Regions from separate parts of the Homo sapiens genome. Here region 1 is linked to region 2. Evidence: chromatin contacts called from ENCODE Hi-C or POLR2A ChIA-PET data. All regions are on one chromosome and are shown on one strand. The core of a region is the stretch at or near the end of the contact, and the rest is flanking DNA. Distances in the headings are between cores, read along the strand shown. Region 1 has its middle 270 kb from the start of SATB1-AS1. Region 2 overlaps SATB1-AS1 (SATB1 antisense RNA 1).

Evidence for each region. Hi-C counts contacts between places; a loop is a spot of excess contacts on that map. ChIA-PET counts read pairs that join two places held with the same protein, here RNA polymerase II (POLR2A). Pooled maps may share reads with other maps.
Region 1: a loop to region 2 is called in a pooled map, with 2.2 times the contacts of the local background. The contact joins two enhancer-like sites. A Hi-C loop is called at or near these places in 4 of 50 pooled maps. POLR2A ChIA-PET finds 5 or more read pairs at or near these places in 5 of 52 experiments (OCI-LY7, activated CD4-positive, alpha-beta T cell, activated CD4-positive, alpha-beta memory T cell and 1 more).

The regions. Positions count from the first base shown.
Region 1 is chr3:18,709,488-18,714,374 of GRCh38, reverse strand. No RefSeq gene overlaps it. Among named protein-coding and RNA genes, the nearest start is that of SATB1-AS1, 270 kb to the right of the region's middle. Within about 2 kb of position 1,299, at least 2 of the 41 ENCODE cell types and tissues checked have a DNase peak (open chromatin) inside an H3K27ac peak, as active enhancers do.
Region 2 is chr3:18,496,548-18,501,405 of GRCh38, reverse strand. All of the region lies in intron 4 of SATB1-AS1 (SATB1 antisense RNA 1), which reads right to left. Among named protein-coding and RNA genes, the nearest start is that of SATB1-AS1, 54 kb to the right of the region's middle. Within about 2 kb of position 1,930, at least 4 of the 41 ENCODE cell types and tissues checked have a DNase peak (open chromatin) inside an H3K27ac peak, as active enhancers do.

The sequences.
Region 1 (4,887 bases), core at 50-2,549, 210 kb before region 2:
ACAGAGCGAGACTCCGTCTCAAAAAAAAAAAAAAAAAAGAAGGTGACAGCAGAGATCAGTATAAAATTTTGGATCAGATGCATATGTTTGGAGGCAGAATCAATGACTTGAATTTGGTAAGTTGGGGGAAAAGAGGAATCATGGACAATTGCTAGATTTCTGGCTTAAGTAATTGAATGAATAGTTGAAACTTTTACTGAAATGGAGAAGTGGAAACCAGGTATGGTAGTAAAAGTTCAAGAGTTCTATTTGGGACATGTTCAGTTGGTAACGTTAGTATGTCATCAAATAGGCAAGGCTTCCACTCAAGCTGTGAAAGTACCTCAAGACTTGTAACAAACCAATTTACAAATATTTCAAGTAAAACTAATATTAAACATTCCATGACTCTTGGAGTCCAGAAATATTATGTTGGTTTTTCTCTGTTTTTTTTCTTTATTTTTTAAAAAATAACCAAATGTTCAGACATACAGAAAAGTACAGGAATAAAAACTTGCAAGACACCTGTATATCCACCAACCGGATTTAACAAATGTTAACATTTTACTATATTCGCTTCAGATCTTTTTCTAAATACATAATACAGTACACACACTCTACTCCCTCATCCCATTTCTCTTAACAGTATGATGTCATTTATATAAAATTCCAAAATACTCAAAACAATTCTATGTATTTTTAATGGACCACTGCACATCTAGTAAAATTATAAAAACAAGCATGTCAGGACATGCCAACAGCAAAATATAGTTTTTGTTTTTCTAATTTACATTAAATGTAGTGCATTACCCACACATAGGGGTTCTGAGAAATCACACCTCAGTCATTTTGGAGTGTGGCTTTTCCCCTCACTTGAAATCTTACAGGAAATCTACTGCTATGGCAACCCAGGGACATTGGAGGGAACCTCTAGCTTGCAGTTCATTGGAGTCACATCTGAAATGCTCTTTGCCTGAATTGACAAAGACCCTTTGGGAGCGGAAAGGCTGAATCTTTGCAGTATCTGCTCCCTTATGCCAAATGTGCCTCCAGAGCCTGTCACAGCTCTCAGTGCCACCACCACTTGTGTTAAGGCCCAGCATCCACAGCGCCTCCTCATCAGAAGTCCCAGACCTTGGCACACACAATCTCCAACCTCCCAGTTCCAGGAAATGTAATTCTTCCTAAAGGTAGACCTCCCCTTTGCTCCTTCAACATTGCCAACCTCTAGCTTTGGAGCAATACAGTCAGTCCTCAGTCACCAGCTTAACAAACTAAAGGCGTCTTATTTCCGCTAGGGTAAGGGAAGCCAGCACTCAGAACAGTAAGCTCTGTCAACCTTCAAAGAAAAATGCAAAACGATCTCTCTTTTTTTTTTTTTTCCCAACGAGCTTATAAGCCACACTTATGGCAAATGCCATTCACTTCTCAGACAGTTTATTTTCTCCCACTGAATGCACTTTCCCTTTTGCACATGGCCCTGCTGACCACACTCTCCAATGGAGCTTACCTAGAGTGTTCCCAGCACTCACTTCAGTAGGTTCTTTTCTCTACTACTGTTCTTTTGCCCCCTTAGGAGATGGCATGCAAACACTGGACATTTGACTATTTTCATCACTTACTACTCTGACTTCCTCCATAGTTTCTTTCTTTCATCTTGATCTCTTAATTCCAATCATTTCCTATTCTTCTCAGAGAGGCTTTCTCTTTTTTCTTCATTTTTCTGCCTTTTATTTCATTGGTAAACCAAAAATATTACTTGATAAATAAAAGGGTATTTCTACCAACATAACAGAATAAAGGAAAACAAAATACATTTAAGGTAGGAATCCTATTGTCCACTGAATACGAAACAAACAAATGCTCTTATCTACTCAAGCCAGTAACAGGGCTGAAAAATCCATTTCCAAATTTCTGCTGAATTCATATGCACCTATATCCTCATATACTTCCTAATTAAACTTGCTTTTCTCAAGTGACTATTCACAAGTAACAGTTAAGTAAAACACACACACACACACACACGCAAACACACACACACAGTGTTTTTTATTTAACTTAAAAACATATCCATTTTGTGGGAAAAAAAAGTACTTAATACATTAAAAAGCTGTATTGCAGGATTTTGTGGAATAGATTAGAGACCTATACTACCACTAACAACATTGTTTCTCAGACACAATGAGCTCCAAGTTCCACTTAGAAATTTTAGCAAAGTAACCCATTGGTGACTCTGTACACACACAGTCAGACAATGAAAATAATTCCTACTTTCAGTATGGAAATATTTAATTTTTCTACAAATATTTTATTCATTTCAGCACAACTGTTTTATTTCAATTATTAGAGAATTATCTAAATGTCTTTCTTTCCCATAAGGTTTTTAAGTATAGGACAAATACTTATTAAGGGCATACTAAGGGTGTCCAGAACTAAGTGAACAAGATAGGCAAAACTTCAGTTTTTTATAAACGGTGTATTTTCCTTCATTCTTATTTTCAGGTACAAAGTTGCTAAATAATAAAAGTAGGGTATTTAATTACTCCTACACTGAGTTCATAAACTACTGAAATTCTTACATATCTGAAAGCTTTCAAAAAATAGGATAAAATCATTTTTGTACCTCTCATGCTGAAAATATATATGGCACACAATAGGCTTGCAATAAATAATTGAAAATGGAAAATTATCTATCTAGAATGCTATTAGATATAGCCCTGCCCAAAGGGGAAAGAAGATAATTCACAATCTCTTTGAATCCTTAGATTGTATTTTCTCAGCATCATGGTGGTATTCCATGTTCCCTTCTTCTCACACTCTCCCAACCCTAAATCCCTAAATGGCTGAATTCAGGGAAGCAGGACTGGACAAATCAAATGCCTCATTAAAGATGCCTGCAGAAATATGCCTAAAGATGAAATTATAGCTCTTAGACCAGCACTCAAAACCGTGGAATAAAAGAAAGGAGAGGAGGAGGGGTGGGGGCAAAATGATGCGATTTGACCGTGGTTACTTATCCAGCAAATGTTTCTGAAAGCTACTAACTACTAATTGTGGTAAAGGTTTTTAAGCCTGGAAATGGTGAGTCTCTCTCTCTTTCCCTGACGCTCTGTAATTCATGTGCAGTTTGGGAATGGCATTATGTCTTAAATACAATAATATTTTAGAAAAATTTGAACACTCTTAAGTTAATAGGTATACCAATTTGGAGCCATAAAAGAGATGCAACTCCAGAGATTTCAAATAATTTAATAAGGCGTTACCATTTTTCTAAAGTTCTGTAGTACTTTTTTTTCACCAGCCTAGAAAGCTCTACCATGTGGCCTAATTCAAGGCTGCAAGCAGGAAAAATTACTGACTTCATTATGCCTGCCAGGCGCTCTCCAGTAAAAGTGTTAGGCATCAGGCGTTGCCATTCTAGGAGGCTCTGTAGAAAGCTTTTGCCCTGACAGATCTCCACTGGCTTCTTATGAAAACCAGTGGAGAGAAGGAGGTTATGTTCTATTGTGTACCAAGCTTAGAGGTTTTTGCCCCCCACCCCACAACTCCTTTGCCTTAGAAAAGGCCACAGCGGGGCCTAGTCACACTGGAGTCATAATAGCCCTTAGGCCACTGAGCGACATTTAGGGCCTGCTGAAGAGAGATTTATGTTTATTATTATTACCATTAATGGTATTACTGTTATTGTTGTTATTATCCATTGCTTATTGGAAATGAGCATTCTGTGGTCTTTTGAAACATTCCACTGCTTTCCCTGCAGTGCATAGAACAGCCAGTTGCTTATCTACCAGGGAACAAAGAGTCAAAGTAAAGCCATCGTTTTTCACTGTACTTCTTTTGGTGCCCCTGGACTTACATTTTTCATTGCTAAGAAGAATAAGAAGGCAGGAAAAAATGCTGTATTAGCTAAGGTGAAGCTAGGTATTTCTAGGAAGCAGACAACAGTCTTCCAAGCACTAACCAACAGACTCAAGCGCCTTCCATCTTGAAGCTACCAAGTCCAACTTGGTGACTGACTCCATTCCAGCCAGCTTAATGGAGGAAAGGCCATGCATGGGAGGTCTTAAAGTTGCACAGACTACTTCTACTCACATTAACTGGCCAAACTTAACCATACGGAATCTGGAAAATGCAATATAGTAAGCAGTGAAGACAGGATTGGAACCTGAACAACTAGACTTCAGAGACTTGGTTTTCAAGTGTTGGAGTGTTGGGTCAAAACACATGGGGGGCCTCTAGGTACCATTTCCCTGAGAAAGTGACATTTATGTGTAGACAGAGAGCACAGTGCAAGCAAATCAAACAGCTCCTTGCAAGTTGGACCATACAGGGAGGATTGAGTTTTGTTTTTTCTTTTGGTGCTCCTTACTGTTTCAGGAAAGTCAGTATGAGCTCTCTTAAAGCAGCTTTTGAGTTTCTGGTAGTGAATCATAAAATGCTAGATGCAGAACAGGCAAGCAGATGCAAATATCTTTTATCTGGGACTATTGAGTTTAAAAAGCTCCAGTATCCAACCTAGAGATAAACAGCTGGCTACCTGGGATCTGCTTGCTCTAGTGGGAGGTAGGGAGGTTAGCTCTTCCAAATAGAGATTTTCATCCAATTTTCTCCTGTTTTTTCCTTTTTGTTGTTGTTTGTTTGTTTGTTTGTTTGAGACAGGGTCTTTCTCCTCTATTGCCCAGGCTGGAGTGCAGAATGCAGTGATACAATCATGGCCTACTGCAGCCTTGCACTCCAAGGATCAAGTGATTTACCCACCTTAGCCTCCCAAGTAGCTGGAACTACAGGCACACATTACCTTCCCAGGCCAGTTTCTGCCTTGTATCCATTGCTTATTGGAAATGAGCATTCTGTGGTCTTTTGAAACATTCCACTGCTTTCTCTGCAGTGCATAGAACAGCCAGTTGC
Region 2 (4,858 bases), core at 681-3,180:
CCCCAGTGTTGATGAAGATAAACTGTTGTATAACTCACACTCCTATCTATATATATAACATTTCCATTGCTCAAGCACATTTCCTCCTTGTTTGTTCCAGTCAATCCCCGCTTGTTACAGTCAGCATAACACTGCCCTAACAAAATATTACAAATTGAATGACTTATAAACAACATTTATTTCTCACAGCTTTGGAGGGTGGAAAGTCCAAGATCAAGGCACTAGCACATTCAATGTCTGGTGAGGGCCTGTTTTCTGATTTATAGATAGTGCCTTCTTGCTGTTTTTTTCACTTGGTGGAAGGAGCAAGAGAGATTTCTGGAAACTTTTAATTGGGATTAAGGGCAGTAAATCCCAATTATGAGGGCTCTGTCCTGCTGACCTAATCACCTCCCAAAGTCCCCACCTCCTAATGTCATCACACTGGTAAGTAGATTCAACATATGAATTTGAGAGAGACACAAACATTCAGACCACAGAACCACTGCTTTATTTCATCACAGGTGAGTTTTACCTATTCTGGCCCTTCATATAAATGAAATCATATAGCATATACTCTTTTGTGGAAAACTTCTTTAGCTCAGCATTTTGAGAATAATTTATATTATTTATGTATATCAGTAATTTGTATATATTTATTGCCAAGTAATATTCTATTATATGAATAAACCAAAGTTTGTTTATCTACTGTTTTATTGATGGACATTGGAGTGACTGGCTATTATGAATAAGGATGCTTTAAACATTCTTGTACAAATCTTTTTGTTGACACATGTCTTCACTTCTTTTTAGTAAAACCTAAAAGCATAAATGGTGAGTCGTAGGACAGGTGTATGTTTACATGAGAAATTGCCAGACTAATTCCTAGGTCGTTTTGTCATTTTATACTCTCATTATCAGTGTATGGTGATTCCACTTGTTTCACATCCTCAACAACACTTAGTATTGTCAGTCTTTTAGTTGTAGCCATTCTAGTGACTCTGTAGTAATAACTCATTGGTTTTAATTCACATTTCTCTAATGATTTATTATGTAGACCTAGACATCAAAGAAAACACAGGCATATATCTTAGTGACTTAAGAATAACAAAAAATTCCTTTTACAAGACACAGAAAGCACTCACTATTAAAGGAAAAGCATAAAGATATAGTAGACTTCACAGAAATTAAAATCGTAAGAAAATAGGTTTAAAAGCCACATGTATGTACATATAATATATACATGCAAAGGACTTGTACCTAGACTATGTAACAATTTCTATAATGCAATTTTTTTAATCCAGTGGAAAATTATGGGCAAGAGATTTGAACAGGCACTTCACAAAGGAATATATATATACGCACACACAAAATGACCAAAAAGCACATGAGAAAATGCCTCATAGCATTTCATCATTACCTTTTATAGAAGCCATCACTTTTTATTTTTGTACCACAGTTTGTGAAAGTATAACTCCCAACCCAAACTGTATAAACCTGAAAGTACAATGAATATTTAAGGCACCTTTGTCCTACCTCCAAGGTATATGTACATGTGGAGGAGTGAGAGACTCACAAATATTTTTAAATCATTGAGCAAATGAATTAACATTGTATATCTTAAGACATTTTAGCAGACATTAATATTGCAAACAAATGAAGCAGTAATAAGGCAGTGCCTAGAGAAGAAAAAGAAAACAGATAACAAGAGAAATAAGCCTAAGAAGTGAGGGGGCGGGGGGAAGTATTTCTCACAGACAAATGAAGTGAATTTAAAACGCTAGTGTAAAATAAAAGAGGAAATAGGGTTAGTAGAATAAAACAACAAAGATAATGTGAAGCAAACTTTCCCAAAATAAGACACCTACTCTTTTGCATGGGCAACCCATCTCTGTGTGGGTAATTTTGCATTAACAAAAGCCCAGGGGAAGCTATCAGACCAAAACAGGAAGCCGTGCATGTGTGCTCAGGTGGAAGTTGCCAAGACATGCCCCTTGTGTACTCTGATGTGCATTCTGCTTGCCAGAAAACTCAGATTCCTTGTCAGAAGTTAGACCCAGAAAATGCAGATAGCATCATTATTGCATCCACAGTAGTGTTTTCAGATTCTGGTGACATCATCTAGGAATTCTCAGCCATGATAATTTTAACTCCTATGGGGCATTCTCTTTCTGAGATAAAATTTGTCCACTGAGCCATTTGTGAATGACTTATATGAAACCCATTCATCCCCATGATTCAAAGACTACTGTTCAGTATTTATAGTAACTCTATAAGGAATTTTCTAGAACTATAGGCTTACTCGAACCATCTTTATAATTATTTCAAAATAATAAGGCACATTGTTTCAGATGATGACCTCAAGACTCAGTTATTTTCAGGCTAAATCTCTGAATATATTTCAATGATCTTATTTCTATCTCAAATTTCAAACTAATTTGTATAAATCATTTAATTTCCATGTGAAAGACTTTTTTCTCTCCTGATCAGATACTAAAATATCAGAACTTTGAAACGTGGAAATTCTGACCAATAAATGCAATTTTCATGATTTTTCTTTTTGGGATTCTCAGGAGGAAAAAAAACCTCACCTATTGAATAAGTTACATTTCATGACTAGGGCAGTAAATTAGTGGATTCGAGGTAAACTCTGGGTGAGGTGTATATGGGTTCTGGGAATAGAACCAAAAACAGAAGTTTAAAAAAAGAGAGAAGCTTGAAAAAATTTAGAGAACCCTAAAAAATGAAATTCCAGAGGGATATCTTATACTTAACTGTAAAATATGTGTGCTTGTGTGTGTGTGTGTGTGTGTTTGTGAGGGTGGGTTGGGGGTGTATGGGAGTCAGAAAATGAAAAACTTAAGTGAAAGTTATAGTTTTGTTGGGAAAACCTTCAAGGCTGAGTTTTTCTGTCATGAAATCAACACATAAAGCTATTTTATAAACAAAGGAGATGGAGACAGTTAACTTATAAATAGATCTAATTCACACACTCATTCATTCATAATTTAAATCCTGCAACAGGAAATAGAGCATATTCTAAACTTAATCTCATCCCCTTCTTCAATGCATTATGAAGCTCAAGACATAGTTTTGAAACAAATTAAAGATACTATCTTTATGTAAAGGATAAAATTTGTTATCCTAAGATATAGTAAGTGGGTTTAGCCAATGTGAATCTTGTGTCTTAGGCTCACCCAAAAGTCCTATAAATGAATCCAACCTAACCTTAGAATGCCCATAACTACATGCACACTGAATTTCTGTCTGACCACCTGGACTTCAGCCCAAACTGTCATGCTCTCCTTAGCTTCCAGGTTCCACATCTCAGCTCCTGACATTGCTTTAAGTTCTTCTGAGTTTGGTGCCCTTGTCTCAGCCCTTCATTCCCACCATGCTCTCAAGACTTCAGTATTCAGTCTCTCACACCAGATCTCCAGGTGAGAGTCACCCACATAGCAACTTGACCCAGGTTGGTGAAACCAATCAAACATTTGCTTACTCCCATCAAGATTCCTACAGGGAAAGGGTTACATTCAGTAATTCTATTTGCCATCTTTGTTGCAAGCATTCTCTTCTTTTTCTAGAAAATGTCTCCTAGAAACTAAATCAAATGCAGGAGATGGCTTGGCAGTTACCAAGAGAAGTCATTGAAATAACTCCTGCAAAGTCATAAACTGTTGAGGAAGCAGAAACTAAGGACTGGCCATTTGCTTTTTTTAAACACCAAGCTGAACAAATTTTCTAGCTGTTTCTAAGAACTAGAAATTGTAATTCATTCCATTATACCTTGATAAAGTTGGGAAATATGAAATAGTTGACACCAACTTAAAGGAATTAACATGTCTGGGAATGTTTGAAATGACATTTTGGATTTCGGAGTGAATATGCAGACACATAAATGAGCTGAGTAAAACATCAGGGTGTTATTATACTAAAGATTCATAAAACAATAGCAAACTGTACAAAAATATTGCTTTCCTTGCACACTCTGCTCAAAGAGAATTTCCCATTTTACTTTTAACATTTGGATCCAACTGTTTTTACAGCCATCTCTTTGGTGTTAAAACGGAGGATAAACATATTTATCTCTAAGCAAAACATACCCAGAAAGTAAGAACTCCTTTAAAAAATGACTATGCCTGAGATGCCACCTCAGAAGTATTATTCTCTAATTGAAGACAACCATCTAAAATACACATACAACATACACACAGATGTTGTGTGTATGCCAGATCTGAAGCCAGAGACCTAGATAAACATAAGGCAAGGAGAAGCCACCAAAACCAAATGGCAGAGTACTCTTCAACCTGGGGGATGGACATACTACCTCAAACCATTCTTGAAGCCTCCCTTATTTCTCATGTTTTCTCAATGAATAGCTAAAAGGAGAAAAAAGTGCTGTGGCCAGGATTGGGAGAAAACAAAATTAAATGGTTCAAAATTCTAGAATGACATCAAGGTAAAGGCAAATTGATTACAGTTATCATTTTCTTTGTCTTTTCCAATTTATAGTAAACGGACTCTGAGAATACATGCTTGGGGCTCTTCTGCTCTCCTTGACTGCCCTCTCTCAGGGTAATGATGGCTTAGATTTTCCAATAAAAAATCTGATATAGAATATATATACATCCTAAAAAAGATGTATGTACATCATTTTTCAGATGTTTAATATTTTTTAAATGCTCAAAGAGGGTCTCATATTTAAAGGTCTCCCCAAAATTATATATGTCTAAGTTCTAATTTTGGCATTTGGGACTATAATGTGCATCATATAAGAATAGTATTCCATTTCAGAATTAGTGAATGGGTTTGCTACACCAGAACATCAGACTTCAGCATGTTATTTTTGTATTTTGTTTTACATCACAATTCAGAT